Regions from separate parts of the Mus musculus genome. Here region 2 is linked to region 1. A link is a loop called in an ENCODE intact Hi-C map of the cell type or tissue named here. Cell type or tissue: heart. All regions are shown on one strand. Links, peaks and the distances in the headings refer to the core of each region. The heading gives the core; the rest is flanking DNA. Region 1 has its middle 8.8 kb from the start of Gm41207. Region 2 has its middle 41 kb from the start of Gm41208.

Region 1 (16,709 bases), core at 6,082-8,581:
GAATCAATCTCTAGCTTGGGAATAAGAAGGAATGTCTGCCTCAACGGGAAGCTCTCTTAGCTTCTGATTATCCACTGGATTATCGGAGTCACATAGAATTAAGCCAAGCTTCTCACAGAAACTGTTGTTTTCTTCTGATTCTATTCTTTCCCCCATTTGTTGTTCCTCCAGAACACTGTGGGAAATTTAGTTCTAGCCACCCAAATCCCCCATTCTACCCACCCCATTCCCTTTTGTTCTTAAGAAGTGTGACTTGAACCTAGCGCCCTGCTTATGTGAGTTAAGCACTCTACCGCTAAGATACATCCAGAGCCCCCCTTTACCATTTATTTTGAGACAGGGTCTTACTAAGTTGCCCACACTGGCCTTGAACTTATGATCTCCCTGCCTTAGCCTCCTGACTATCTGGAAGTACAGGCATGCAAAATCACTCATGGCTTCTCTTTTCTTATTCCTCCTCCTCTTCCTCCTCTTCTCCGTCCCTTCCTTCCTCTTCTTTTTTAACAGAACTATAGTTGCATGCTGACAGCAGCCGAACTGCCTTCCTGACTTCCAGGTGACAGTGACATGTGAGCATGAATACTGAGTGGCCAGCATCAAATGGCACCAGGATGCCCTTCCTCTTCCTTTCCTGTGTCAGCCCGACTGTAACCAGGGCACACTGCTGCTTATTTCAGTCCTGTGGCAGGTGACAGTTTTCTGGTGAATGATGGGGGAATGAGTATGAAAAAACTTGGCTCACTGAATGGCATCATGGACCAGAGCTGCTTGCCAGACTTGCATATTATATGGGATGTAATACAGGAGAGTAGCAGGCCAATCGAAATGAACAATGCAGCAGTACATGGCTGTCAATGGATCTCTGAGCATCCGCAACTTAGACTTACCTTACCTAAGCTAGGTTCTGCTAGGGTGTTCCTCAGAAATAGGTACAATGGCTGGATTGTATGGTATTGCTCCAGAGCAGAAGAACACTTACCTCTACTCTGTGGATACTATCATACTTCATAAATGGAACCTAAGATTGAATTTTTTACATGGCTATAGCATACTGACTATAAGCAATCTAGACTCCTAAAGTCTCTTGCCCGCGTTGCTGCTAATCCACATGCTCTCTGACCCACACTCATGAAGTTGGAATTCTGTCCTCTATTCTCTTGGCTACTTCCCCCAACCTCCCTGGATACTCTGGAGTACCGTGACATATGAAACCTCATTTTAGCTTATGTTCATCCTTTGATGCTTATATAAAGAAATAAAACACTTCAGATATTATTCTTATGCTAAAACAGTGCCAGAATCCTCATTATGCAGCTAGGTGGTATCAGGACCACCTTGAGGCCTGAGCAATGTGGACCTGTGAGTAGAGAAATTGTTGACCTTTGATGTGATGTGAAAATAAATACTGGAAACCTTGTGGATCAGGGGATTTTCATACATAAATAAGTGGTCACTCTGCAAACACTGACCACTGTTGAAACCCAAGACTCTTGGGCAAAGAAAGGGCACCTGGAGACTTCAAGCCATCCATGATGTCTTTGGTTCACTTGCGCTCATTTTTATTTTTCCAAAACTAAGCACTTTAAAGTACATTACACTGCAGCTACCTCATGCACATGGATGGGTAAGATGGATCAAATTTGAAATGTCACTTCATATTTGTCAGCATCCACACAATGAAGTGCTCAGTCCATTCTTTTCCGTACTCAAATAAACTATTAACGACCATTCTTCATCAGCAGCCTCAGGAGCTCCAGGACACCTTCATTTCATCCACCTGTCTCTCAGGTCTACCCAATCAACATCCTCAGCACAAAAGGACTGTGTGTTCTGTTCAGGTCTAACCAATCAACATCCTCAGCACAAAAGGACTGTGTGTTCTGTCTAAAATGTTGTTTATGGGATGAGTGATCCCTCGAATTGCTTGGGCCACAGTAAGAATTCTGTGTTGACAGCCCCTCAAAGAAACAAAGATCTGCATCCTGGCAACCATTTCATAATTGGTGACAGATCTAGAGAGTTCAAGTAAGTCAGAACTCTGCATTGATATGCGCCATTAAAGAGAATTTAGAGAATTAGTGGAAGTGTGAAAATAATTATGATAATTCTGTTTTTAAATTAATTTTGAAGTTGGCATAGAAAGTGATATATTTCATTATGGCATTTTCGTGCCTGTGTGTTATACTTTCTCCTTATTCACCCCATGGTCCCCATTGCTCTCTGAATCCTCATTGTCTTCCCCTTGCTGGTCTTTCTCCCTCCAAATGGTCACCTTTGTGCTTCAAATGCATTATATTACTCTTACCCCACACCCCTAACCTTTCTTCTTCATCTTCTTCCTCTCTCACAGTCCCTAGCCATATTCTACTTTCAAGTCGCACACACACACACACACACACACACACACACACACACACACACACACACATTTAACTCTAGACTCAGCATATCAAAATAAAAAAGGATACTATTTGTCTTTCTGTCGCTGAAATATTTCATGTAGACCTAATGACCTCAGGTTTCATCAATTTTTCAGAAAAATCCCATGATTTCATTTATGGCTGAATAAAAATCTACTGTGTACCACATTTACCTTTTCTGTTCCTTGAGGTGAGTTCCACTTTCTGGCAGCTGTGACTATCTCAGCTAAAGGCGTAGCTATCTACCCAGGAGTGGCACAAGTCACACAGAAGTGCTGTCTTTAGTGACTCAAAGGAACTTACATGCTGCCTTCTGCGCTGGCTTTACATTGTTTACATTCCCATAAGCACTGTGTTCAGTTTTCTCCATCCTCACAGGATTTGCTGTCATTTTTTTTTTCCTCACCGCTGGCCATTATGAATGGAGCAACACAAAACCTGAAAGTAGTCACATGCTTTGTCAATTATTTATATTCGTATTTAATTTTCTAGAGTTGTCAATTCAGCTCACATGCCCGTTTATTAGGTAATTTTGTATGTTCATTATTTTCAATTCTTTCTGTAGTCTAGATATTAATCACTAAGCTGACACAGAGTTGGCAAAGATGTTTTTCCTCCATGATGTAGCTCTCTCCTTATACTGGCAATTGCTTCCTTTTCTGAGCAGAAGCTTTCTAGCTTCATGCAATCCCATCCTTCAGTTCTTGGGACTATTTTCTGTACTATCAGAGTCTATCCCTGGAGATGGTCTTCCTATGTCACCTTCTAGTGGTCTCTCTCCCCCCCCCCCTCTCTCTCTCTCTCTCTCTCTCTCTCTCTATTATGTTTTGTTTATGTTTGGTTGGTTTTGGTCACTCAGAGCAGCTTTGAATCTTCCATTTACCTGAACTCCTTACTGCACTCTTTCGAGCAGCATCTTGCTCTTCAACCAGACCATCCTGAAACGTAACATAGCCTCCTCCTACTTTAGCTTTCCAAGAACTGGAATTACAGGCATGAACCATTATACTCAGGTCTTTCACGTCTTTTGATGCTCTCAAAACCTTGTAAGGGGAACTGTTTAGTGCCCACAGGTTTTGAATTCTCAGTACTGAAACCTAGCCCTATTCTAGGACTTAAGAAACCTTCTAATTTGTTAGCATTTAAGCCTCTAATAGGCTTACTACAATTTGTAGACCCACAGAGTTAGGTATAAAGTAAGGCCCTAGGAAGGAAGTAGAGGATCTCCAGAGTAAAGTGAAATAGAATATCTAGTTATGGAGAGATGGAGGTGGGGAGACTAAACTGGGAGGATTAAATGTGGAGGGGGATGGGAGAGATAAGAAGGACTATAGGAAGGGACGACAAACACCAAGGGTCATTTAAGGAGTCACAGTCTACAACTGCAAAAGCTTCCTAAAATCCATAATACGTGACAGAAATATACACGGAGTCACAGAATAACAATGGAGACAAATCCGCAATGAGATATGTTTTGCCACCAATGGAATCCTTCAGTGACAGTAATGGGTTACAGTAGTTGAGTATTGGTAAAGGGGGCACCATGAGAGTCTCCAAAACATTTCAAGCTATTGTCAAGGTGATTGGTTGCTCTCCACAACAGTAAGGCCCTATAGGTGAAGACAATAGTTATGTACCTCACTGAATGTGAAGCTGAGCTGGTACCTAACTAGAGCCTTCATCAGTACAGACGAGTGTTTGGGATACTGGAAAGTACTCTGCAGTAGCAGAGAGGAAATATAACCACCAGCCCAGCTACAAACTGCAGTCTCCACCAGTGACCTGCTACTCCGCTTGATATCTTCTTATCAGACATAAAGATAAATGACTTCCTCTCCATCTTTCTGAGCTCAGCCTCGGGACCATTTTTTTTTTCCAGGAACTTTCCGGACCTGTCAACTACTCAATTCTCATCAGTAGAGGATTTTACAGAGTTTTGCATATTGGTCACCATTGCAATTTGCATGTTTAGAGAATTTCTTGATAATTGTATGTTATTCTGCAGTAACAAGAACTTGCTTGTATACTGTTGCTTCCCCAGTGTCTAGCCTGATGTCTGGCATGGTAGCCACTCAGTAAATTTAAAAAATGAGTGACTTTGTATTTGTTATAGAGAGGAGTCACTGTATAATTGGTTTTTCTTCTCTTCTTGGATTGGGATTAGCAGTTTGTCAACATGAAGTTATTGAACTTTATGAGGCAGAGAGAATTGTTCCTTATTTTTAATAGTCCCGGAGTGTGTGATATATGAAATCTGTGCCATGGTTTTAAGAAAGACAAATAAGGCTCAACAAAGAGACCAATCTTCATCTTGTGAGCCATGGTAGAGTTAGATGAGTAACCAGAGACCAACGAGCAAGCAAGGAATTACTTCCAAAAATAACAGAGTACACATTAGCAATATAGCTCAGAATGATGGGAGGAAAGTTACTGAGAGCCTGCCCCCCTCATCAGTGACTTGGAACATTTTCATTAGGGATTTCTCTGCTCTGGACAAGTGTAATATGCCACAGTGACTCACCACAGGTAGCCCATGGTTAACTTTGCACAATGCATCACAGTGTGAACTATTCTAAATTTCTGATTTCAGAAAGAAAGGAGACAAGCCACCTTCCAGACCCAGGTCAGTGTTTGTAGGGCTACAACAATAAAAAAAAGAAGCCATTCTGAAGATTGAATATGGATTAGAGAAATACCACTCTTGTCACCCCTCAACTATATGGACTCTCTTTCCTTTTTCTTTTTCTTTTTTGTTGTTGTTGTTGTTTGTTTGTTTGTGTTTGTTGTTTTTTGTTTTTGTTTTTTTCAAGACAGGGTTTCTCTGTATAGTCTTGGCTGTCCTGAAACTCACTTTGTAGACCAGGCTGACCTCGAACTCAGAAATCTGCCTGCCTCTGCCTCCCGAGTGCTGGGATTAAAGGCGTGTGCCACCACGCCCGGCTTCTTTTTCCTTTTTCAATTGCTGTGGGACAGAAAAGGGCTATATAGGACTTAAAGCAACAGACTATCGTAGCACCAAGTCACTGATGGGTGACATCTGTAGCAACATGGCTTCATTAGCCACATCTCGAAATAGAAAAACCACAGAGGGGGCTCTCAGAAAGGATGTATGGATGGCACAGAGGAACTAGGGAGGAAAGACAGTACTTGACAATCCCCCAATGGGAAGCAAGGAAGAAGTGAAGTGAATATCCATCTTACAAATACGTGAAGACGGTTCAATGCCCTGCTAGCCTGTCTCACTGGAAGAGTAACCTGCATCTTGAACACTGTGTGAAGAAGATGCTGTGTTGTCCATGAGAAAACCAGAAGCTTAAGAAAACAAATTCAGCTTCTTTTTTTTTCTTTCCAATTTTCTATTAGGTATTTACTTCATTTACATTTCAAATGCTATCCTGAAAGTCCCCTATACCCTCCCCCCACTCCCCTACTCACCCACTCCCACTTCTTGGCCCTGGTGTTTCCCCTGTACTGGGGCATATAAAGTTTGCAAGACCAAGGGGCCTCTCTTTCCAATGATGGCTGACTAGGCCATCTTCTGCTACATATGCAGCTAGAGACACGAGCTCTGGGGGTACTGGTTAGTTCATAATGTTGTTCCACCTATAGGATTGCAGATCCCTTTAGCTCCTTGGGTACTTTCTCTAGCTCCTCCATTGGGGTACCTGTGTTCCATCCAATAGCTGACTGTGAGCATCCACTTCTGTGTTTGCCAGGCACTGGCATAGCCTCACAAGAGACACCTATATCAGGGTTCCTTTCAGCAAAATCTTGCTGGCATATGCAATAGTGTCTGCATTTGGTGGCTGATTATGGGATGGACCCCCGGGTGGGGCAGTCTCTAGATGGTCCATCCTTTCGTCTCAGCTCCAAACTTTGTCTCTGTAACTCCTTCCATGGGTGTTTTGTTCCTAATTCTAAGGAGGGATGAATTGATCCAAGATGTTCTACACGAAACATAATGTCCCAAACTCCAGAACCATGGAAAAATAATCTCATCTGAGCTCGCCTAAAAAGATGACAATATATTCAGTCAAAGCGCTGATGAGCCATTGTTAATTCAGACCAAGATTAACATCTTTTCATAAGAGACGAATTTAAAGGTAGACCAAAGTAGGAGGCATTGGTGAAAGATGCCAAAGATGTAAGGTTTTGAGAATGGTGATTTCAGAAGCATTAGTCTTGAATACTTAAACACACAACAGTGGGCAGGGTGTGGCAGTCATTTGTTGCTTTTGGAAACCCAACATCAATCTGCTTTCCATCATTTGCTTCCTCTCTGATTTCATTTAAGAGTACTTTCTTCCTCTCCATGTACCACCCTGATGGCTAAAGAAACACACCACTTCTTTTAAGCAAACCAAAGAAGCTCTTCATGTCCTCTGTCTCCCTGAGAGATGAGCACATGTTGGCTCAACTAATTGAACTGTCTTAGAAGTTTGCTTTCTTATTTGTTTGTTTAGCTTACATGGCTGACGACTGGTGCTAGGGACACACACATGCTAGGCAAGGGTTGTACCTCTCATCTGCATCCCCAGTCTTAGTCTCTTGAAGCTGAGTCTCAAGTAAATGGTCAACAAAGATGAGAAAGCCCTTCATCCACAAGGCAGGAGCTGTGGCTGCTCAGCCCATTCTACTTCACAGCTGTGGCTTGATTTTATTGCCCTGAGCCTCCTGGTGCCTTGGCTTCTGTTGATCTTACTGGTTCAGTGCTTATTTCTCCAGCCTCCTGGGGGATTCTCTGAGCCCTTATGTCTTTCCAACAAATTCCTTTGGCTGAAGACAACCCAAATGACTAATAGACAAATGGTAAATTCACATGAAAAAGCCTATTGAAATGGTATGAAAATAAAGAGCACTCAAAGGTTATGCTCAGGAGAGACATGGCTTGGAAAAGTCTGGGTTAGGAGGATTCCAAGGTGCAGAGAGAACTGAGGTGCGTGGAGCTTCTCAGACTCCAGTGTAGACCTCAAAGTTAGACCAGAAACAGCCACAGGAACAGAGAAGACCAACATAGTTGTGTCAACAATACAGAAATGTCTTAGAGGTGTTTAATGGTTGAGATACAATATGGAAAAGGAGCTAGATTTGTTTTGTTTTGTTTAAAAAAAAAAAAAAGCAAGGGAAACAAAACAGCACAGAGATGAACAAATTCCCTGGCTGAAGGGCAGGGGAGAAGGTGGTGACTAAGGACGTGAAAGACTCCGAGAGGAGCCCCTCGCTCAGGCCTCAGGACAATAGCGGACACCCAAGAACTCACGACAGACCGAGCTTGTTGCAAACCACATGAGGCTTTATTCGGGGAAAGCCAGAGCTCTGGGGACGACTCATAACCCACACAGGGGTAGAGGAGTCGACCTTGAGGGGAAAGAGTTCCCAGTTTTTATAGGCCCTCAGGGGGGAAAGTAGAAGGGGGAGATTAGGGGATTTCCAGATCTAAACAATGTCTATTCTCAAGAAATGGGTATGGGAGGGGTACAAGGAAAGAGTCTAATGAAGGTGCAGCAATGGGCACACACCTGGTCAGAACATTGGCAGACACACAGGTTCAAGGAGTGGCCAGAGCATTGTGCACCTCTATTTTTCTAAATCAGTGAAGCTAGTTCTGCTAACACTGACGTCTATCTTGCCAATTTCAGGGCTTCTGTGTACTTTTACATTCTGCCAGGATCTTTCAGATGGAGTTTCTGCCCTGGGACAGCCAGGACCTAAGACCATGGTGACTTTGGGGAGCCAGACTTGTAGAAGACATGCTGAGAGTGCCATGTGCCTCTATGGAAGGAGAGAGGGAGGACAGAAGGGAAGGGGAGAGGGAGAGAAAGAGGAGAAGGAAAAGGAGAGGAGCCGAAGGGAGGGGAAGGAAGGGGAAGGGATGGGAAGGGGACCCTTATTCCACACTTTCATAATCAGACTTAGCTGGAAACCAGGCACTCAGAATATGGAAAATGTAGCTCACAAGGGAATTCATTAGGAGACAGAGAATAAACCATGACCACATAGGGTGGAGAAAGCATTCACCTCACCTGGAAGAGCACTGTGGTATTTAAAGACAAGATCTGAGAAGGGATTGATTGCATGGCCTAAGTTAAAGCACAGCTGTCTGGAAGACACTAATCATATGAATCTCCTGTTGCTGCTGTAACAAATGCAACTTTAACACAGCACAGATTTCCATTACAGTTCTGGAGGTTTTAGAAGTCTAAAATCCATTTCACTAACCTAAAGTCAGGGTCACCCAGGCTGGCTCCTTCTACAGCTTCAGAAGAAAGCTGCTGTTTATTTTGAAACCTTCAGCCTCTAGAGGCCACCTGCACTGTTTGGCTGTAACCCCCTTCCTCTAACCATTCCAGTCTCAGGCATCTATTGCTGTATCTCCTTCAGTTACAACCTTCTGCCTCCTGATATAAGAACTCGTCATAATTACATTGATCCCATCAGGATGACTTATGTTATCTCCATTTCAAGATAATGCATGTTATCACAACTACAAAGCATTCTTTGCCATGTAGGGTAGCATATTCTCAGGATTCCCATAGTAGGACACGAGGATCTTTGGAGTGTTAATTATTCAGCATACCAACCCTTGGGGTGGAGACCATTGCACGGGATTGTTGGAACTGGAAGTAAGCAACTAATTTACAGTGTATTCTGAGATCCAATTTGTAAAATGGGATGCTACACTTTACATGAGCACTGACAGATCAAGAGGGTCCTTGATTCTCATTCTAAGAGGTAGGTATATAGAACACACATGACCTTGGATCTGAGTTTGACTGGATTCTCAGCCCAAGCTCAGCATGAGAATTCAGGCAAAGATGCTCCTATTTGCTGCATGCTGCAGGACTCTTTGTCAGCTACAGAGTTTTAACCACTTCATCTGAAAAGATGCAAGATGTGAAGAATTTTACTGAATTCCATCCAAACTTCAAGAAATGGCGGGGTCTACCTAATGCAAACAATAAGAAACAAGTCTAAAATCCAAACAGATAATAAAATAGATTTTTAAAAAATTAGTTTAGCTTGGACAATAAATAGGTCAAAAATTTCAGGTGGTCAGATGAAAGAATTCTGTATAACAGTAAATCTGGAACACCCATCTGACGGGCGTGGGCTTTGGCTTCTTCACTGTCATAGCTGCTATCAGGAAAAGCTTCCATGTGTCCCATCATGATACAGAAAGAATTCCTTTGGGAATGACACATCCCCCAGACCTGCATCCTGGCTCAAGCTCTCTAAATAATAAGCAGTCCCAAGCTTCCTGGGACAATGATCCTGTTGTGGCCATTAGGAATTCAGAAATCTCAACCTGCCTAAAATATGAAATAGTTAAAAACTTGAATATAGAGATTACAAAGTCCTTAAAGCCTAATATTACAATTTGTGTTAAATGCACGAACTTGTAATAGACACGTAAGAGTAAAAGTACTTATACCAAAAGGAATTTCTTACATGAGAAGTTCAAAAGTTAGTCTGATGTATTTTATTTAAGAAATATGTTTGGGTTTGGGCTTATTTAAAATGGAGATGAGGAAAGTGTACTTAGATTATAATCAGTGTGATTCCTTTTCAGATAACTTAAAATGTTTAATTCATTATATTTACAGAAGTCTTTAGATAGTGGAGGAGAGGTATTATTTCTTCTGGTTGCGGTCTGCCTATTTGGCCTCTGAAGGGTTTATGTAGATGCTTAGAGTGTTCAACATGAATAGGTAAAATGCCAAAGTCCCTTGTCTTTATGGAATTTCCTAGACGTATAAACAATCTAAAAATTTTCTAATTGAACCACAAGCCTTAAGCAAACAATGTTTTACATGTTTTTATGTATTCAATTAATTTAATTTTGATCATCAAGTAAGTCCTTTTGTCTTTAATTAAATGCATCTTTGTTAATTACCTTTGGCATGATGGATTTACACCTTATTTTGTGTTCCTTGATAAAAAAGGCTGGAGTCTGTGTACCCCAGCATCCTTTGAGCAGAATAAGTTTCCACACAATTGCAGGGCAGAAGCAATGGGTTCTCCTCTAATGTTGAAAGCGGGTGGGGAAACAAATCGGGATCAGACTAGGCAGGCTGGAGCTGCAAGGGTCCTATAACCCGAGCATTAGGATGGCTGACTGATCAGTCTCAGGCAGCATTGCCTGCTCACGTTTCCCAGGTCGCCCATCTCAATGATAAGGTGTAACTCTGGATGACTTATCACCTGTTTGCAGTTGCTTTGTGTGTGTGTTTCTGAGTTTCTCCTAAGCTTACTACCCCCCCCAACACACACACACATGCAATCCACCCACCACCTTGATTGTGTTTCAGTAGAATATTTACCCTGACACTATAACATCCTGGGGTAGGCAGAATATAGCTGGGCTCCTTCTTGGAACTGAAAGAAAACATACCAATGCAGAAGTAGTGCGAAACTCTTAGGTGGGCTTGCTTCAGCTCTGCCTTACCATCTGGGAAAATCCATCTACACTATTTCCACCCACTCAAGACACTTGCAAATATAGTATTTCTCAGAACGAACTGATTTTTCAGATGGTGTTTGTTTACATAGGGGACATGAATAGTTTCAAGAGTCCCATCATTGATAAAAAGTATCACTCTGGGTATTTAGTTTAATGTACCCTTTGGAAAAAACTAGATTTTTTTTTTTACTTTAAATTTTAAGAAATATAACCAGTAAATAATTTGAAGTCTTGACCATAAAAGAAATAGTTGCCCCCCCCCTTTTTTTTCTTTTAATCTCCCCAAACCTAAATTTTTCCTCTCCTCTAATCTTCTATCATATCTTTGGCAAATACTAGGGAAAAAATCCACTAAAAGCCATGTTCTTTTCTTCTTTTGATAAATTCTGTAGCCCTTTTGCATCTACCGTAGTGGTATTTAAGAGAAAGTGACCAGACAATAAAGGGTATAGGTTTGGGTTTATAGCAAAGGATTTGGTAGTAGATGCCAAGGCTTTCCTAATGTCGGCAGAAGGTCCAGGTGAAAAGAGCCTGGAGCCTTCAGTGGTTCTAATGTTGATCCTAACCCTGACCCTGACCAAGACCTTAACACTCATAAGAGGAACAGAACGTCTACCGTAGTCACTCCCTAAAGATTTTGGTGTGGTTATTAGAGTTCTGCCTTTTTTCAAAGAATAGGAAACCATTTACTGATCAGAAAAAGTATCTATGCAACGAGCTTGCTGACAATTCTAGACATCACTAATAGTTTTAAGAGTTCTTTTTATCTGTTTTTCTTTTCATTTTTACTCTATTTTTTAAAGACCACTAGTCATTAGATCACTGCTTATGACTTCATGAAATAAAATATTCAAATATAGAGATTAAATTAATTTCCTAACTTCTTCTATCACTTTGATGTGTCTTTTCTTGACCAATAAACATATGAAAGATTGTCAACGTCACTATTCAATAGAGAAATGCAAATCCAAACTACAATGAAAGAGTTGGGGGATGGCTCAGTCAGGAAAGAACTTGGCACACAAGGTCAGATCTCCAGCACCCATATAACACAAGCTGTGCATGGTCATTCGAGTCTATAATTCTGTCCTCAAGGTTGTTGGGAGCTGTGAGAAGAGATGAGAGGCTGCCTAGAGCTTGCTGGCTGGCTGTTTCTGTGAGAGGATCACGTGTTAAAGTAAGGTAGAGCTGATGAAGTGGCCCAGCAGGGAAATGTGTGTGCTACCAAGACTGCTCATCTGAGTTTGATTCCCATAATCCAGGTGACAGAAGGAGAGAATGACTCCTGAAAGTTGCCCTCTGACCTCAAAATGCATGTCATAGCACATATGTACACACACGTGCATGCACATGCATTCAATAAATGAATAAATAAAAAGAATTTCAAAAATAAAGTGGATAACAACAGTGGAAGTCATTGACATCAATCTCTGGCCTGCACACACATGTGTGCACATAAAAGCACACACACACATATACATACACAAGCACACACACCAAACACACACAAACACACACACATATACACACATACACAAGCACACACATTAAACACACACACAAACACAAGCATACAAACACACACACAAACACAAGCACAGACACAAGCATGTGTGTACACACACACAAGCACGCACACCAAACACACAAGCCACAGTGAGATATCATCTCATACTTACTAAAATATCCAAAGTAAAAAGCAAATCAAAACAGAAGATTGAACATTAGAATGCAAAACTTGGATCTCAGGCATTGCCAGTGAAATAAAAGTGTATCCACTGCACCCAGCACTGCAGAGAGTCCTTGAGAGATGGAACACAGGATTGCTTTTGATCTACCAGTCCCACCCACTTCTGGACATGCATTCCCCAAAATGAAAAAGAGATTTGATTAAATGTCTGCAAACTGAATTAATGGCTAAACAAATGTAGCACAGAATATATACACAATGAAGTATTTTTCAGCTTACGAAAGGAAGGAAATTCTGACTATACTACAACCTGGATGAGTCTTTGGGACATTATGTTCAGTGACAAATGCTGTATTATTCTACTTATGAAAGGGGGATCCAGTGGCAGAAATGATAGTTGTCAGGGTGTGTGGTTAGTTTTGTTCATTTTATTGCATCGAGAAACCCCTATGAGATTATGAAATCATCCCTCTGGGTGTGTTTGTGGTGGCTTCTGGAGTCAGAGGACCCTGACTGCTCCGACCTAGTGAGGGATTCATCCCTGGACAGAGTCATAATATGTGTTAATGATCTTAGCAGTAAGTAGAGGCCCAGTTGGAAGAACTAGGCTCTCACTGGGTGTGCATATTTGAAAGTTATATCATACCCCCAGGCTGCTTTTTTATGTGCTATTTGCAATAATGCTAATAACTCCTCTGCCATGAATGCCTGCCCCTTTGATGCTCTGTCAAGTGACCAGGGGCTGAACCCTCCGATCCTGTGAGGCAAAATAAATCTTGCTTCTGTCAGGTATTTGGCTAACACAATGATAAAAAGCCACTGACACACAGGGGCTAGGGCTAGGAGCTGGGGCTGGGGGCTTGGGGCTGGGGGCTGGGAGCTAGAGCTGGGGACTGGGGGCTGGGGCTGGAAAAGTGGACAATGTCTGTTCTCTCCTTCCACCATGATACTGAACTGGTGAGATGAAACAGACTTTGGAGACAGTGGTAGTATTCACACAGTACATGCAAAGGTATTAGATTTACCATAAAACCTTTGATATATTAAAGCCAGGTTGTTTTCTATTACTGGTAAATAGATCAAGGTGGGGGGAGAAAACCAAACAGATCAGCTAAGTTTTTCCTCTTCGACAGAGGGTGAATCTCCAGGGCAGTAGAATACAATAGACACACATACTGATGTAACAAGTACTGCCAAGAGCTGGTTTCTCTGTACCATTCTGTTCATAAAACATCAGCGTCAATCTCTGGATTCCATGTATTATTTTACCCTTTGATCCCTCACACTCCAACTTTATGTTTGATATCTGTGTCTCCCCTGTCCCTGTATATACATGCATAGTACATACATACATACATACATACATGCATACATACATACCTACATACATGTGTGGAGTCATACAGTTCATCATATGTCATCTACATGCATATGTAACACTATTTTTAATTAATTAATGAGTTTGTGTTAGCATGCAGGGGTGCACAGGTGCCACAGCATGCATGTTAGAGGTCAGAGGTCAGAGGTCAGAGGACATCCCTGAGCAGTTCTTTCTTTCCACCATGATCTAGTTTTTAATGTTAGGTTTCAGGGATTGAACTCAGGTTGTCGGGCTAGCATGGCAAGTGCTTTTCTTTCACCCAGGGCACCATCCCCCACCCCCACCCCCACCCCATCTTTTACATAATACAATTTTTGAAAGAACTATCCAACCCACTTTGATTATGAGGAGTTCTACAGTGAGCTTGTTCTATATTTTCTTAATCCATTTCTCCAGTAATGGGAAGTATGTTGACTTCCATCTCCTCCTACATTAAACTAAATGCTGAAATGAATTTCTCTGTGCTTGTTATCCTTGGATCTGTGGCTACGTCTCCCAGGGTTTGCAGTCAAGAGTGAGTATTGCACGTACTGAATTTCACTGAGATTTGCCAGTAATTCTCCAGAGAAGCTACATGGTCCAAAGATTCCACAGCAATGCATAAGAAAAGCTGTTTTCCTATATGCCTGCCAACACTGGCTACTAACCAACTTGAAAACTACTTGCCAATAGTGTAAACATTTTAATCTCTTTTCAGCTTTCATTTCTGCAGTTGCTAATGAGTTCTAGCATCTTCATATATGTGTTGGTCGCTCTGATGTCTCCCCCGGGCACTGTCTAGTTATCTTACCCATCCATTTTGTATTGGAGACTCAGTTCTTTTCTTATTAAGTAGAAACCATTCCTTGCCACATTAATTTCTTATGGCTTTGAACATGGCAATTTTTTTCTCCTATGCTTTTTATTAGATTTTTTTTCTACAAGATGTTGTTTGCTGAACAGAAATTCTTAATTTTAATATGGTTTAACATATAATTTATGTCTCAGGCTTAATGTTTTCGGGATGTTGCTTGGGGATCTTTCAGGATCCAGAGACAGTCTCTGGTGCTCTTTTATTTATTTGAAGACATCCCGAATGTTTCTTTATGTGCAGGTTGAGTAGAGATCAACTTTGTTATTCTCCATATATGAATAAAATCATAATATTCCAAAGAAAATATCAGGGTTTTGAAACTACCTCACATAGACATTAAATGGATAAAAGAAAAAAAGCAATTCCAGTATAATTGCTTGATAAATCAACTTGAGCAATGGTAGACAGATTTCTACTCTACAAAACTTCCCATGGTTTTTAAGGTCCCAGTATACATATTTATTTAGGAGGGGTCCGTAGCCAAAGTGCCAGTCTCCACTGGTGCATTTTTGTACAACCCTCAACCTAAGAATGTTTATGACCTTTTAAACAAAAGCCATTTTAAAAGATGAAGATCACATAACAGGGACCATATGCCCACAAAACCAAAAAATATTTATTATCTGGCCCTTTATAGAAAAAGTTTTCATAGTTCTAGTCTATATTGCAAAACTCTCCAAAAAATACTGATTCAGGCCCCTCATAAGAGGAAGGTCACATGGGATTAGTGTCCGGCCGCAGCAAGAGGCCCTGGTCTGTGCTCGGTAGACACAGTGTTAACAGAAGGACTGGAGAGGCCCGGCATTAGTAGGATTCAAATGATCTCTTCTTTTGCCCCACCCTTCCATCCAATGTTAACTTAACTGTAAAATAACCTGCCCTTTCTCCTGCACAACCAAGGAGGGAGATGCCTGTCGAAGTGCTCCCACCACATCTTTCCCTCTGTGGCCTTCCTGTTGCCTCTGCCCTCACTTCAGCCCAGCTGTGCCCCTAATTTAAAGCAGTCACTTGGAACTCAAAATTCAACTTTAGTGTTTCCATTGCATCAGAGTTGCTAAAAATAATCTATTGATAAGCCTCCTATTTAAACAGCTGTCTCATTTATTCTTCCCTAATATTCTTTTTTAAAGGGTCTACCTTGTATCATTTCGGTTCTATGTAGTTTTCGAGATACTTTGAAAGACACAGATTAAATAAATATGCAGTTTGTCAATTCCAATAGCCACGATGGAATTGTGGGATAGGGTAATGTGATAAGGTAAAAATGACTGACCAGAGTGTAATGTGCAAAAATTAATTAATTAATTAATTAATAATTTTCTAAGACAGGGTTTCTCTGTGTAGCCCTAACTGGCTCTGTAGACCAGGCTAGCCTCCAACACAGATATTACCTGCCTCTGTGTCTTGGTTGCTGAGATTAAAAGAATATCCACCACCACCTGACTGCAAAACAAACAAAGAATTTAGTGTTTATCTTACTGATAAAATCTGAATATTATGTACTGAATATTTGTGCCCTTCCCTAATTAATATACTGAAATCTTATCCTCTAATGTGATGGCATCAAGAGACAAGAGTCTTGTGGGGAAGTTGACCAAGTCATGAGAGTGAGGCTTTCAGGAATGGGATGAGTAACCCCTGAGAGAGGCCCTATGGAGCTCTTGGTTTTTCTATCACATGAGGATACAGGAAAACTTCAGTCTGATGCTGGGGAAACGGTCCCCCACTGAAGCCTCATTATGCTGACCCCTGATCTTGAACCTCCAGCCCAGAAATAAATGTCTATTGCCACTGAGTCTATGAGACACTGTCACAGCAGCCTATGAGACACCCTGTAACGATATGACAGTCCTTCTAGAAAAGAACTCAGGGAAGAGACACAGAGACTCTGGAATGTTCACTCC
Region 2 (16,709 bases), core at 8,683-11,182, 98 kb after region 1:
ATGCTGTGGGAAATATATAAAAGAATGGCAAGATCCTGTGCTATGCCCTGCTACTAGCATCCGCAGTCGTCTGGCTGGCCATGAACTGGTGGGCAAAGGCCAATCTGTTCTTATCTCATAGAGATTCTCTGACTCAGAGCTCCAAAATCTCTCCACCTAGCTTGCTAAGTTCCTACTGGCAGGTTGTTAACACACTAGCCCCATGCTTTAATACCCCCAAGACCATTGTGGCAAACCCATGCTTTCTCTCTTGAATCCAACAAGCCAACACATGAAGGAAAACACAACACAAACTTAGTTCAGAAATGATGGTAACTCAATCACCGGGCACAACTAAAATTCTAATCTTGTAAGCCTTATTAAACCTAAATCCTCCTGTGGTGAATTCTGTCGATTCTGCCATTGAAACCGGGAGACACTCATAGCTACTTCTTGTCCTCACACTCTCCCTGTCCAAAAGACCTAACTCTCTCCTGCTTCCTCTCTTTCCCCTCTCCAACCCGGAAGTCCCGCCTACTCGCCCAGTGATTGGCTCCTTTATTCATTAGGGGATTGGTTCATAAGACGTCACCTGAGTATGACTCACTCCTTGTCCACAACTCCTCCCAGGAGAGCAGAATTGGCATCAAAGTACAAACAGCACCAGGCCCATCCACAACATAAACAAACAAAGGCTAGCCAGTACATCTGATCATATGGAAGGTGACTATGTATTACAAATAGAATCATAGTGAAGAAAAGTTTATGCAGAAATGTGCTCAGGAAACTTATGGGCAGGCTGGAAGTTCTTAAAGATAAGTGTCTCTTCATCCTGGCAGAAAGACAAATTACCTACCTAACTGAATGACTAAATATATGTACAAGTATAATGACTAAAATAATAGAGATTATAGATGTCAACAAAGTGTCTCTGAGGTCACACTAGGGTCAGGAGAGAGCACTTCCTTCCCTCCTGCAGCTTCTAGCAGCTCAAGGCATTCCTTGACTTGTGGCTGCATAACTCTGATGCTTACCGCCACCTCCACATGCCCTTCTCTTCTCGTTTGTGGTTTTTTTTTTTTTTTTTTTTTTCCAAATAAGTTCACATCCATGGAACCTTGGGAGACAACTTTCTTTTGAAGCCACGGTTGAACCCACTATAGCAGCTAAGTACTTAGAACGAGCTTCATTTAGACTAGCAAAGCCCAAAGAAGAGGAAGAACACACCAATCCCTTTCAGGTGCCATTTTTAAGAGTGTGATGAACAGCAGAAACCCTGTCTAAAATTGACCTTAACAATTCGGTAAATGGCTCATGAGAAGTCAAGATATAGGTTATCTTTGGGTTCTATTTAAACGAAGTTCAAAAGAGAATCAATTTCAAAGCTCCATATTGCCCTATACCAAGTTGATTCCTGTTTAATGTTGTTTACTGCATAAAAGATGTTTCATGTTTCCCACATGGTAGCCTGCAGCAAGGTAGTTCTTAGACTGAATAGAAGGAGAATCCCTGTGACTAAACAGGATAACGAGCAGGATATGACGAGAGCTTTAAATGAATTGTGACTCATACTTATAGGTGAGATGGGATCAATCCAATCCAGATTACATGCCTGATACTCAAGATATTTTTAGGAGGAAATGAGAGAATGCTGACCACGCAGCCAGCATAGCAGAACCTCAAAGGGTATCACCAAGAAGGAACGTGAGAGGCTAACAACTAAAAGGAATGTTCATATTGCTGTGTACTGTACATTAAGTATGTTTGTGATCATTCTGATAAATACTATCCTTAGTTGCATTTTTTCAGAATAGAAAACAGTGATAAAAGGTGGTATCTAGCTTATCTAAAGACACACCCAGTGTCTTAGTTAGGGTTACTATTGCTATGATGAAACACCATGACCCCACGGAACTCGAGGAGGCAAGGTTTTATTGGGCTTATGCTTCCACATCACTTTTTATCATCTAAGGAAATCAGGACAGGAACTCAAACAGGGCTGGAACCTAGAGACAGGAACTGATGCAGGCGATGGAGGGGTGCCACTTACTAGCTTGCTCCCCAAGGTTTACTCGGCCTTCATTCTTATAGACCCTAGACTGCCAACCCAGGGTTGGCACCACCCGTAATGGACTGTGTTCTCACCTATGGACTACTGATTAAGAAAATTCCCTTCATAGGATGGAACACAGGGCCCCCAATGGAGAAACTAGAGAAACCACCCAAGGACCTGAAGGGATCTGCAATATGAACAACAATATGAACTAACCAGTACCCCGGAGCTCTTGACTCTAGCTGTATATGTAGCAGAAGATGGCCTAGTCGGCCATCACTGGGAAGAGAGGCCCCTTGGTATTGCAAACTTTATATGCCCCAGTACAGGGGAACGCCAGGGCCAAAAAAATGGGAATGGGTGGGTAGGGGAGTGGGGGAGGAGGGTGTGGGGGACTTTGGGGATAGCATTGAAAATGTTAATAAAGAAAATATCTAATAAAAAAAAAAGAAGAAGAAGAAGAAAGGAAACACAACAATAAAAAGAAAGAAAGAAAGAAAGAAAGAAAGAAAGAAAGAAAGAAAGAAAGAAAGAAAAGAGAAAATGCCCGACAGGCTTGCCTACAACCCAATCTTATAGAGTCATTTTCATCATTAAAGCTCCCTCCTCTCTGATGATGATAACTTGTGTTAACTTGACATAAAACTAGCCAGTATTTCTATTAAGTGGGAATATAAGATTTAATGTCCAGGGCACGGGTCCCTTCCGCTCGACTCGAGCCCCGGGCTACCTGCCAGCAGAGTCTTGCCCAACACCCGCAAGGGCCCACACGGGACTCCCCACGGGATCCTAAGACCTCTGGTGAGTGGAACACAGCGCCTGCCCCAATCCAATCGCGCGGAATCTGAGACTGCGGTACATAGGGAAGCAGGCTACCCGGGCCTGATCTGGGGCACAAGTCCCTTCTGCTCAACTCGAGCCCCGGGCTACCTGCCAGCAGAGTCTTGCCCAACACCCGCAAGGGCCCACACAGGATTCCACAGGAGATCCTAAGACCTCTAGTGAGTGGAACACAACTTCTGCCAGGAGTCTGGTTCGAACACCAGATATCTGGGTACCTGCCCAGCAAGAAGAGAGCTTGCCTGCAGAGAATACTCTGCCCACTGAAACCAAGGAGAGTGCTACCCTCCAGGTATGCTTATAGAGGCTAACAGAGTCACCTGAAGAACAAGCTCTTAACAGTGACAACTAAAACAGCTAGCTTCAGAGATTACCAGATGGCGAAAGGCAAACATAAGAATCCTACTAACAGAAATCAAGACCACTCACCATCATCAGAACGCAGCACTCCCACCCCACCTAGTCCTGGGCACCCCAACACAACCGAAAATCTAGACCCAGATTTAAAAACATTTCTCATGATGATGATAGAGGACATCAAGAAGGACTTTCATAAGTCACTTAAAGAATTACAGGAGAGCACTGCTAAAGAGTTACAGGCCCTTAAAGAAAAGCAGGAAAACACAGCCAAACAGGTAGAAATCATTAAAGAAAAACAGGAAAACACATCCAAACAGGTGATGGAAATGAACAAAACCATACTAGAACTAAAAGGGGAAGTAGACACAATAAAGAAAACCCAAAGCGAGGCAACGCTGGAGATAGAAACCCTAGGAAAGAGATCTGGAACCATAGATGCGAGCATCAGCAACAGAATACAAGAAATGGAAGAGAGAATCTCAGGTGCAGAAGATTCCATAGAGAACATCGACACAACAGTCAAAGAAAATACAAAATGCAAAAGGATCCTAACTCAAAACATCCAGGTAATGCAGGACACAATGAGAAGACCAAACCTACGGATAATAGGAATTGATGAGAATGAAGATTTTCAACTTAAAGGGCCAGCTAATATCTTCAACAAAATAATAGAAGAAAACTTCCCAAACATAAAAAAAGAGATGCCCATGATCATACAAGAAGCCTACAGAACTCCAAATAGACTGGACCAGAAAAGAAATTCCTCCTGACACATAATAATCAGAACAACAAATGCACTAAATAAAGATAGAATATTAAAAGCAGTAAGGGAGAAAGGTCAAGTAACATATAAAGGAAGGCCTATCAGAATTACACCAGACTTTTCACCAGAGACTATGAAAGCCAGAAGAGCCTGGACAGATGTCATACAGACACTAAGAGAACACAAATGCCAGCCCAGGCTACTATACCCGGCCAAATTCTCAATTACCATAGATGGAGAAACCAAAGTATTCCACGACAAAAACAAATTCACACAATATCTTTCCACGAACCCAGCCCTTCAAAGGATAATAACAGAAAAGAAGCAATACAAGGACGGAAATCACGCCCTAGAACAACCAAGAAAGTAATCATTCAACAAACCAAAAAGAAGACAGCCACAAGAACAGAATGCCAACTCTAACAACAAAAATAAAAGGAAGCAACAATTACTTTTCCTTAATATCTCTTAATATCAATGGACTCAATTCCCCAATAAAAAGACATAGACTAACAGACTGGCTACACAAACAGGACCCAACATTCTGCTGCTTACAGGAAACCCATCTCAGGGAAAAAGACAGACACTACCTCAGAGTGAAAGGCTGGAAAACAATTTTCCAAGCAAATGGACTGAAGAAACAAGCTGGAGTAGCCATTTTAATATCGGATAAAATCGACTTCCAACCCAAAGTTATCAAAAAAGACAAGGAGGGACACTTCATACTCATCAAAGGTAAAATCCTCCAAGAGGAACTCTCAATTCTGAATATCTACGCACCAAATGCAAGGGCAGCCACATTCATTAGAGACACTTTAGTAAAGCTCAAAGCATACATTGCACCTCACACAATAATAGTGGGAGACTTCAACACACCACTTTCTTCAAAGGACAGATCGTGGAAACAGAAACTAAACAGGGACACAGTGAAACTAACAGAAGTTATGAAACAAATGGACCTGACAGATATCTACAGAACATTTTATCCTAAAACAAAAGGATATACCTTCTTCTCAGCACCTCACGGGACCTTCTCCAAAATTGACCATATAATTGGTCACAAAACAGGCCTCAATAGATACAAAAATATTGAAATTGTCCCATGTATCCTATCAGACCACCATGGCCTAAGACTGATCTTCAATAACAACATAAATAATGGAAAGCCAACATTCACATGGAAACTGAATAACACTCTTCTCAATGATACCTTGGTCAAGGAAGGAATAAAGAAAGAAATTAAAGACTTTTTAGAGTTTAATGAAAATGAAGCCACAACGTACCCAAACCTATGGGACACAATGAAAGCATTTCTAAGAGGGAAACTCATAGCTCTGAGTGCCTCCAAGAAGAAACGGGAGAGAGCACATACTAGCAGCTTGACAACACATCTAAAAGCCCTAGAAAAAAAGGAAGCAAATTCACCCAAGAGGAGTAGACGGCAGGAAATAATCAAACTCAGGGGTGAAATCAACCAAGTGGAAACAAGAAGAACTATTCAAAGAATTAACCAAACGAGGAGTTGGTTCTTTGAGAAAATCAACAAGATAGATAAACCCTTAGCTAGACTCACTAAAGGGCACAGGGACAAAATCCTAATTAACAAAATCAGAAATGAAAAGGGAGACATAACAACAGATCCTGAAGAAATCCAAAACACCATCAGATCCTTCTACAAAAGGCTATACTCAACAAAACTGGAAAACCTGGACGAAATGGACAAATTTCTGGACAGATACCAGGTACCAAAGTTGAATCAGGATCAAGTTGATCATCTAAACAGTCCCATATCACCTAAAGAAATAGAAGCAGTCATTAATAGTCTCCCAATCAAAAAAAGCCCAGGACCAGATGGGTTTAGTGCAGAGTTCTATCAGACCTTCAAAGAAGATCTAATTCCAGTTCTGCACAAACTATTTCACAAAATAGAAGTAGAAGGTACTCTACCCAACTCATTTTATGAAGCCACTATTACTCTGATACCTTAACCACAGAAAGACCCAACAAAGATAGAGAACTTCAGACCAATTTCCCTTATGAATATCGATGCAAAAATCCTCAATAAAATTCTCGCTAACTGAATCCAAGAACACATTAAAGCAATCATCCATCCTGACCAAGTAGGTTTTATTCCAGGGATGCAGGGATGGTTTAATATACGAAAATCCATCAATGTAATCCATTATATAAACAAACTCATAGACAAAAACCACATGATCATCTCGTTAGATGCAGAAAAAGGATTTGACAAGATCCAACACCCATTCATGATAAAAGTGTTGGAAAGATCAGGAATTCAAGGCCCATACCTAAACATGATAAAAGCAATCTACAGCAAACCAGTAGCCAACATCAAAGTAAATGGAGAGAAGCTGGAAGCAATCCCACTAAAATCAGGGACTAGACAAGGCTGCCCACTTTCTCCCTACCTTTTCAACATAGTACTTGAAGTATTAGCCAGAGTAATTCGACAACAAAAGGAGATCAAGGGGATACAAATTGGAAAAGAGGAAGTCAAAATATCTCTTTTTGCAGATGATATGATAGTATATATAAGTGACCCTAAAAATTCTACCAGAGAACTCCTAAACCTGATAAACAGCTTCGGTGAAGTAGCTGGATATAAAATAAACTCAAACAAGTCAATGGCCTTTCTCTATACAAAGAATAAACAGGCTGAGAAAGAAATTAGGGAAACAACACCCTTCTCAATAGTCACAAATAATATAAAATATCTTGGCGTGACTCTAACTAAGGAAGTGAAAGATCTGTATGATAAAAACTTCAAATCTCTGAAGAAAGAAATTAAGGAAGATCTCAGAAGATGGAAAGATCTCCCATGCTCATGGATTGGCAGGATCAACATTGTAAAAATGGCTATCTTGCCAAAAGCAATCTACAGATTCAATGCAATCCCCATCAAAATTCCAACTCAATTCTTCAACAAATTGGAAGGAGCAATTTGCAAATTTGTCTGGAATAACAAAAAACCTAGGATAGCAAAAAGTCTTCTCAAGGATAAAAGAACTTCTGGCGGAATCACCATGCCAGACCTAAAGCTTTACTACAGAGCAATTGTGATTAAAAACTGCATGGTACTGGTATAGAGACAGACAAGTAGACCAATGGAATAGAATTGAAGACCCAGAAATGAACCCACACACCTATGGTCACTTGATCTTCGACAAGGGAGCTAAAACCATCCAGTGGAAGAAAGATAGCATTTTCAACAATTGGTGCTGGCACAACTGGTTGTTATCATGTAGAAGAATGCGAATCGATCCATACTTATCTCCTTGTACTAAGGTCAAATCTAAGTGGATCAAGGAACTTCACATAAAACCAGAGTCTCTGAAACTTATAGAGGAGAAAGTGGGGAAAAGCCTTGAAGATATGGGCACAGGGGAAAAATTCCTGAACAGAACAGCAATGGCTTGTGCTGTAAGATCGAGAATTGACAAATGGGACCTAATGAAACTCCAAAGTTTCTGCAAGGCAAAAGACACCGTCAATAAGACAAAAAGACCACCAACAGATTGGGAAAGGATCTTTACCTATCCTAAATCAGATAGGGGACTAATATCCAACATATATAAAGAACTCAAGAAGGTGGACCTCAGAAAATCAAATAACCCCCTTAAAAAATGGGGCTCAGAACTGAACAAAGAATTCTCACCTGAGGAATACCGAATGGCAGAGAAGCACCTGAAAAAATGTTCAACATCCTTAATCATCAGGGAAATGCAAATCAAAACAACCCTGAGATTCCACCTCACACCAGTCAGAATGGCTAAGATCAAAAATTCAGGTGACAGCAGATGCTGGCGTGGATGTGGAGAAAGAGGAACACTCCTCCATTGTTGGTGGGAGTGCAGGCTTGTACAACTACTCTGGAAATCAGTCTGGCGGTTCCTCAGAAAACTGGACATAGTACTACCGGAGGATCCAGCAATACCTCTCCTGGGCATATATCCAGAAGATGCCCCAACTGGTAAGAAGGACACATGCTCCACTATGTTCATAGCAGCCTTATTTATAATAGCCAGAAGCTGCAAAAAACCTAGATGCCCCTCAACAGAGGAATGGATACAGAAAATGTGGTACATCTACACAATGGAGTACTACTCAGCTATTAAAAAGAATGAATTTATGAAATTCCTAGCCAAATGGATGGACCTGGAGGGCATCATCCTGAGTGAGGTAACACATTCACAAAGGAACTCACAGAATATGTACTCACTGATAAGTGGATATTAGCCCCAAACCTAGGATACCCAAGATATAAGATACAATTTGCTAAACACATGAAACTCAAGAAGAATGAAGACTGAAGTGTGGGCACTATGCCCCTCCTTAGATTTGGGAACAAAACACCCATGGAAGGAGTTACAGAGACAAAGTTTGGAGCTGAGATGAAAGGATGGACCATGTAGAGACTGCCATATCCAGGGATCCACCCCATAATCAGCTTCCAAACGCTGACACCATTGAATACACTAGCAAGATTTTATCGAAAGGACCCAGATGTAGCTGTCTCTTGTGAGACTATGCCGGGGCCTAGCAAACACAGACGTGGATGCTCACAGTCAGCTATTGGATGGATCACAGGGCTCCCAATGGAGGAGCTAGAGAAAGTACCCAAGGAGCTAAAGGGATCTGCAACCCTATAGGTGGAGCAACATTATGAACTAACCAGTACCCCGGAGCTCTTGACTCTAGCTGCATATGTATCAAAAGATGGCCTAGTCGGCCATCACTGGAAAGAGAGGCCCATTGGACTTGCAAACTTTATATGCCCCAGTACAGGGGAACACCAGGGCCAAAAAGGGGGAGTGGGTGGGCAGGGGAGTGGGGGTGGGTGGGTATGGGGGACTTTTGGTATAGCATTGGAAATGTAAATGAGCTAAATACCTAATAAAAAATGGAAAAAAAAAGATTTAATGTCCAGTGTTTTGTTCTGCTTTGATTTGATTTCACATGGACTCTTATCAAGTAACCCAAGCTATTCTTGTACCCAGGTTCCCAAGTGCTTCTATAACAGGCACATACCATCTTATTCCAGCTTACTTTTAGCTATGTTTCTATGAAAATTGTGTGTGTGTGTGTGTGTGTGTGTGTGTGTGTGTGTGTGCGTGTGCGTGTTGGAGGTAAGGTGAGAGCTGAGGAGTAGGGGAGGGGAATGGCTTATGGTAACAGCAGATAAATAGCTCAGTGCTCAGTATGATTAGAGCAAGGAGACAAGACAACGAGAGGCTGAGCTCAAAGCAACAGTGTTGGGCGATGACTGGGTCAAAAAACAAAACAAAACAAACAAACAAAAAAAAAAAAAACCCCACACAACTTGGGGAGGGCATGTGCAGGGACTGGGAAGGCATCCATGTTGAACCACAGGTTGCTGACTTCAATGAGTCAGCCTATTAACTGCCGTTAGCTGAAACTGTGATAACAGCCTGTGTTCATCAAGCACTTACTTGACAACAAATGCTTCATAAGGACTTGCTCATTTATTTAAGTTTCTCATTGGCCTGATTACGAAATAGAATAAGCAGCCACAGAACCCCAAAAGCACTTAGCAACCCTCATTTATTTAGCCAGTGTTGGGGGACGGAGGTTTGGAGGAGGTGAGGGTTAATGGAGGTTCAGCTGAGGAGACCTGGCTCTCTCTCATATACGTCTATTATCTTCCTCTTTTGATTAGCAGATAAGAAGAGATCTCCCTTACCAGATAACACTAGTGCATCTGATCGAAGGTAAAGATATTAATTCAAGAATAGATGAGTCACCCTATGAAAGGTTTTTAAAAGAGGGAAAGGAGGGCATGAAGAGATATAGAAACTCTGCCACTGGTCGTGACAAAATAAATCAATACAAAGACTTTAGAGAGCAATTTGGCAATATTTAGTAAAATTTCAAAAGTCTATGGCCCATGACTCACCAATTCCACTTGATTTTGGAATGAGCAGAATACTATAGATGGCGACTCCATGGAAGAGAAGGATGTCTTTGTAAATCACTGGGGAAATAAGAAGTCATCAGCAAATGGCACTAGGGATAGTGACATTAGATTATGACCATGTACTGGCTGGAATACAGATCCCAGGTAGATCAAATACATTTTCAGCATACGGCACTAGGGATAAGAACATTAGATTATACCCATGTACTGGCATGAATAGAGATCCCACATAGGTCAAATCAATTTTAGGGAGATTTATTCTGAAGATTATTTTTATGATATTCTCTTATGACTTGCTCACAAAGACCGTGAGTCATGAAATGGTTGCATATTTAAAATTCAAGGCCCTGCTCAAGAGCAAAGCCAGGCATCATATTCAAGCTACCTTCAACTGGCAACATGGCATATCCAGGACATAACTTGAACTCTTAGAAATCTATCAAGACTGGTAACCAATAACATGCTGAGACAGGTAGATGATATTGAGAAGCAAATCAAACAAGGAGGAAATTTTAATTTTTGTATGTGTGTGAAAATTTTCTCAGGCTCAGCCAGCAAAGTGTCTTAGTGGCTAAAGATTCCTGCCACCAAGCCTGACTGCCTGACTTCAACCCCTGGAAGCCACATGAAGAAAGGAGAGAATGAAGTCTGCTGACATCCACACATGTATTGTGGCCTAGGCATACACACATAAACACCAAACAGAAGTTCTCAACTTCCCCAATGATCAAAAAAAGCAAATTCAACCGCAAGGAGATATTATTTTATCATGACCAGTTTGGCAACAATTGAAAAATCTGATGCTATCAAGTTGGCAAGGATCAAAAATCTTACAGAGGATTTTCTTAAAGATTGTGAGATCAGAAGCCAAGCAAGATGCAGACAAAGACCCTGCACCAATGCTGAAGTCTCCAGGGAGTGAACCCAGTATAGTTGAGGAGAAACTATCCTTTGATGTGAGTAACAGCAGAGAGGCAATGAGGTTTTATGGGTCAAGAAAGAAACAAAACTTTAGAAAATTGACAGAGTTGGTTCCAGAGGGCTCAGGTCCAAGTGTGTAGTGAGTGCAGCTGCCGAGGGAGAGAGCCATGGCTTAAAACAAAGGGAGAACTTCAGGAAATACACACTGTCCTGTCAGTGTCTAGACATATCTAGACAGCAGAGAAGAGGAGGAGAGAGGAGAGAGGAGAGAGAGGGTACGGGGGAGAAGAGGAAGAGAGGAGGACCATACAGCAGAGGGATGGGGAGGAAAATAGGGGGCACTCAAAAAAATTTTTTTAAATACAATTAACATTGGATAAATCACTGAGCAGAATTGCAGTACAATTCAATCAGCCCACAGACAGGATTCTCAAGATTCTCAAAAATTCACAGGTGCTAAGAAAATCCTCTTTCCCCATCATTCACAGCAGCAGCACCGAAAAGGCATTCTTAAAAGGCCTGTTCTGAATCATGACTATGTGACACTATTGAGCCAGAGACAAAGGCCACTTTTTAGAAGACCCCTGAGAGCCCTGTGTGTGTGTGTTAATTTCTGTTCTATTGCTATGAAGAGACACCATGACCAACTCTTAAAAATAAAGTTCAACCATGGGCTTTCTCATGGTTTTAGAGGGTTGGTCTATGACCATCAAGATTGCATGCAGGTAGACATGGTACCAGAGCAGTAATTGAGAGCTGCAGACAGCAGGCAGAAAGAGAGACACTGGGCCTGGCATGGGCTTTTGAAACTCAAAGCCTACCCTTAGTGACACACCTCCCCTAGCAAGACCACACCTGCTACAACAAGGCAACACCTTCTAATTCTTCCCAAACTGTTCCACTAACTTGGGACCAAGCATTCCAACATATGAACCTATGGGAGCTCTTCTTCTTCATACCGCCATATTATGTGTGTTGGCGTGGTAAGAGGGCTGCACTTTAAGAGCTGACTTATGGAATCTCTCTTCTCCTAGCTAAAGGTGGAGTCTTTGAATCAGAAATGCAGTGTTCTATGTGTTCGAATCTAGCATGAACCACAGATTCATGTAACACTCATTTCCTGAAGGAGAGGCAGTGCTGCAAACTAGAAGATGCTGGTGGAAAGCTTGCCTACAGAGTCTCTGGAGACAGGAAGACAAGCCAATGAAAGAACCAACACCAATTCTCCTCAAGCCATTCCACAGATTTGAGGGAGTGAATGCTATCAAACTCAGTTGACACTGAGTCATGATATTGCCATGGAGACAAAACTGATCAAGGACACACAAAAGAATGGGCTGTGTTGGTTACTGTTCTGTTGCTGTCAGAAAAATGCCATGACCAAAGCAACTTACTTGAAAAAAAGAAGTTGTTTTGGGTTTATGGTTCCAAAGAGATGAGAATCCATCACAGTGGAGAGGCATGGCCACACAGCAGGAGCAGGAAGCTGAGAACTCACAGTTTCAGGTTTTTTGTTGTTGTTGTTTTGGTTTTGGTTGTTTGGTTGTTTGTTTGTTTTTGTTTTTTTTTAGAGCTGTCAACAGAACTTTATTCATAGAAACTGGGCAGTCAGACCGACTTAATGGAGCTATGACCCCTGAGGCCCAGCCCCTCGTTTGGACCCAAGTGAAAAGTGCGGAATGCTCTCTCCACTGCCGGAGAGATCCCAGGAGGAATGCTATGTTCTATGCCATGTAGGGAATGAGTAGACATCTGGTTGACCCTTCCGAGGCTCCCCATGGAGCTGGGGTGCCTGAAGGTGAATGGTCCCAAAGCCAAGTGTAGCTGCACCCCTGTACTCAGGGATAAACTCCTGATCCCAGGTCCTGGTCAAGTTGGGAGTCTTTAAAAGACAGTGACAGGCAGAAGTGGCTCTAAGGGCATCTGCAAGTTTCTACTCCTAGACCTACCAGGGCAGAGGCTCTGACTGAATATAAAGGTTCAAGATCATTCCAAACCAAGAAAAAACAAAAAAGAGAAAAAAGAATCAAGATCACTCTAAGGCCCATGAGTTGCCAAAATCCTCAAACAACACTGATGTGGCATGGCGGGGCCTGGGGGAAAGGACCAAAAACTCCAACAAAAGAGCCAGAAGCAGAGAAGGACAACCCTAGAGGCAGGCATCTGGGTGGGCCCTGGCAGGTGCAGCACAAGAGCCCACCACAGAGTCTCAAGGCCCTTGCATAGTGACATGCTCACCACCCTCAGCATCTCAGGGCCCCACACAGGGTTTAGAGAAAGTGTTACTCTGTCCCACCCAGACTGGAGTCTTCCAGAGTATTCCAGCTACACGTCCTGGATATATGGCTTGAGGCTTGGCAGAGTCGCCGCCTTCGGGGGCAAAGAAGACTCAGGCCAGAACCCAGAGGCAAAGTGTTGATGCTGTCCCGGTGTGTGGACCTCAGAGGTAGACATTGAGGGTCTGCAGGATGCTGCGGTGGCAGAGCGGGCAGTTGGGGTGATAAACAGGGTGGCGCATGAGAATCTCAGTGCAAGCCTGGCACAGGCACAGGTGCCCGCAGGGCAGAAGAAGCACCGTCTTGCTCTGGTCCTGGCAGATAACACACTTCTTCTGCTCTTCTTGCTCCTTCAACAGCTTCCATGGGTCCTGCCCAGCGGCAGGCTCGTCCTTGTTGAGTTGCTCTCGGCCTCTAGCTGGTGCAGCTCGGATGATCTCCTCTTCTGCTTCAGGAGGAGTGTCCTGTGGCTGGATCCTGGCTGAGAACACCCTCCTGGGGCCACCTTGGGGGGCTCCTGGTGCTCTGCCCCGATTTGGCCAACTGGCCAGTTGTGGGCTGCGGCTCCAGACTCTGCACCAAGCCTCCAGACCTAGTGGAAGGCGAGACAGCCGAACGATATCCTCCCAAAGCCGGTGGTAAGATGTGCGGGCATGAAGCTGACTGAGAGCTTGGGTGGCCAGCCTCAGGGTTTGTTCTGGATGCAACACAATCAAAATTACTGCCAGTACGCAAGCTGGCAACACCAATCCAGTGAGGTGGAAAACCACACAGCTGGCCAGAAGGCGGCCGGCTGAGGCCAACAGCTCCAGTGCTAGCTGGCAGGGGGTCCACAGGAGAATGGCCATAGCCACTGCACTGCTGGAGTTGTGAGCGAGGAAAGCAGCCACCATGTCTGTCATCCTCCAAAGAGGCCCGGTTACAGCATCCCACAGGGCCAGCACCAGGGAGAAGAAGTTCTGGGTGCCAATAAGGCAGATGTTGATCAGACTGTTGATCACATAAGGCCACCAGGCTCATGGCAATAGCACAGATGTCACAGGCCTGGCGCAGCAAAGCATGGCCATTGGAGACCATGTTCAGGACCATATTCAGGAATTCCCGGCTCCTCAGAGCTCCGTGGGAGGCCAGGTGCCCCAGTAGCTTTAAGTTCTCCAAGTCAGAGCAGCAGCTATAAAGGAGCGTCCCCAAGGCCTGAAGTCCCCCGAAGGTAAATCGGACCACAGCTTCAACTAAGGCCAGCAAAGAAAGCAGGAATCCTCGACCCAAGTGCAGAAGACTGGTCAGTACCAGTACCGTGTGTGGCAGATTGTAGATAAAGGCCAAAAGCCAGGCCAGGGTAGCCAGGAGGGAGGACGTGAGCAGGAAGTTGAGATCCAACGTCAAGTTCAGCAAGTCCAGCACCAAGCCCACCCCATTCACCACCAAGTAGACAGGCTCCATGATAGAGCTGCAGAGTTCAGGACAAAAGGAAGGCTGGCTCCTCAGGGAAAGCGGTGTCAAGGTTGCCACTATTGTGGCGAGATCGGAGTGAATTTGGAAGGGATGCGAACGTCTAACCAAGGGTGAAGCAAGGGCTACAGAAGTGGGCTTCAGGGAACTTTTACAGGAGGGAACGGTGTCCCCGGCTTGGAAGGCGGAATGTTCGGGAGCAAAGAGGTGAAACATCTCTAAAGTGACAGCGAGCCCGGACTGGAGGAAGCACCTCAGCATTAGGAGCCTGGAGCTGTAAACATAGCCTGGCCACGGGTCAGACCGGGAGGAGACCCGCAAGGATGGGACGGAGTCGGAAAGGGCCGGGTCGGGGTCGGGGCCGGGTGGGGGCGGCGCAGGCTGGGCACGGGCTCGCGGTCCAACCACGCAAGTGCCCCTGTCCCTGCCCGGCCCCTGTCCTCCCGCTCGCCCCGAGTGGCACCCAAAGGGAGAGCGGGACGGAGAGTCAGCCTTGGCAAACCCCCAGCGTGGCCTCGACTCCACTGGGCGCCGCCATCTTGTTTGCGACTCACAGTTTCAAATTTAAACACAAGTCACCCAGAGGGGGAGTTGCAAGTGGCACAATGCTTGCATGTCCACCTCCCATGACACACTCCTCACAAACCTCCTAAACACGGTGCTACTGACTGGGAACCAAATCCTCGATTATCTGAGGCTATTGGGGTATGGAGTAGTCACATTCAAACCACTACATAGGCCACTGTCCCTAAGGAGTGTGGATGCTAAAAGTCCTCAATAAAATACTTGCAAACAAAATTCAACATGTTGGAACCATTTGCCGCACACACAAAAGAAAATTAGAAGGCTTCATTCCAGGTATAAAAATATGTTTTAACACTTGGAAAAAAAAACAATAGGAGTTACACAGCATTTTAGCCAACTTGAAGACAGAAATCACATGATCATCTCAACAGATGGAGAGAGCTGTCTTTGCTGAAATCCAACATCCTGTCATGATGCAAGCTTTGAGGAAACTGCAGAGAAAACAATAGACAGTAACCAAATGTCACTGACCACAGAGAATAGAAGAGCTGTTTTGTGCCAGTTCTGTAGAGCAAGCCCGTCTTGTGTTGGCCTCTCCTGTGATGGTATGATTGGTGCACACACAACAGCTGGCTTTGTATATGAGTTCTCAGGGCCTGAACTCAAGTTCCCAGGCTTCGTGGCAGGCACGTTCCCCACTGCAGCCCACATCAATATTCTGAATTCCCAACAGTCATATCACTGAGTGGATAAAATTTACCTAATCATAAAGATAGGAGGATTCATTTCTATGTTAGAATAGTTAAGTGAAATGTTGTATCTATTTATGATTCCATATCTAAGTAGCCAATATTTTAAAGCCTTGGGGGTGGCAGAAATCAACACTGAAACAGGAGTTAGAGACTTCTGGCAATTAGTAACAATAAAATAGAAAGGGAGAGAGGGGGCGAGGGAGAGAGAGAGGGGGACAGGGAGAGAGGGGGGAGGGAGAGAGAGGGGGGAGGGAGAGAGAGGGGGAGAGGGAGAGAGAGAGAGGTGGACTGTAGCTCTCCCACTCCCCACAGGAATCCTCAACCACAACTCTAATCTAGGACAATACACCAAAAGGTTAACATGTGATAAAGCTGGGTGACAGAGAGCTGGCGTTTACCGTGCTATTTTATTCCCTCTGGCTTCCTAGAAGCAGAAAAATCTATCGACAATATTCATTTGAGACCTCTAGAGACACAGGAATGAAAATGTGCATTTTGCTTTGCCTTTGTAGGAAGCATGAGATGGGGGACAGAGGAGGGCACGGGGAGGGATCTCGGCAGAGGGCAAATGCTGGTTGCAATGAGACGAGCTTGCTGCAGGACTTTGTACCTGTAGAGGACTCTAAGCCATTGTTCTGAGCGTGGTGTTGACACTATAACACTGTATCCGTGTGGGTTTGGAAATGAGTGCATCCATGTTTGTGAAGGTTTGGAAGAGCTAGGGCAAGCTGGAGTCATGACATCACAGGAAAACAAATGGCCTGGAAGTTTATTGTGGCCAATGCAAACCTGTGTGGGCTGTCACCCTCTTAGGGGAAATTCTAGCTATTGC

Evidence for each region. Hi-C counts contacts between places; a loop is a spot of excess contacts. Peaks named below come from ENCODE experiments on the same cell type or tissue, not always from the same donor. Only the 100,000 strongest peaks of a DNase experiment are listed, where the experiment ranks them.
Region 2: it touches region 1 in a loop (1.9-fold over the local background); 7 of 42 quality-filtered maps call a loop at or near these places.

The regions. Positions count from the first base shown.
Region 1 is chr14:72,870,225-72,886,933 of GRCm38, forward strand. No RefSeq gene overlaps it. Among named protein-coding and RNA genes, the nearest start is that of Gm41207, 8.8 kb to the left of the region's middle. In heart, for the core only: no CTCF peak of the experiment used is centred there; a DNase peak (open chromatin) is centred at 7,087.
Region 2 is chr14:72,965,314-72,982,022 of GRCm38, forward strand. It overlaps the pseudogene Gm9198. Among named protein-coding and RNA genes, the nearest start is that of Gm41208, 41 kb to the right of the region's middle. In heart, for the core only: no CTCF peak of the experiment used is centred there; no DNase peak of the experiment used is centred there.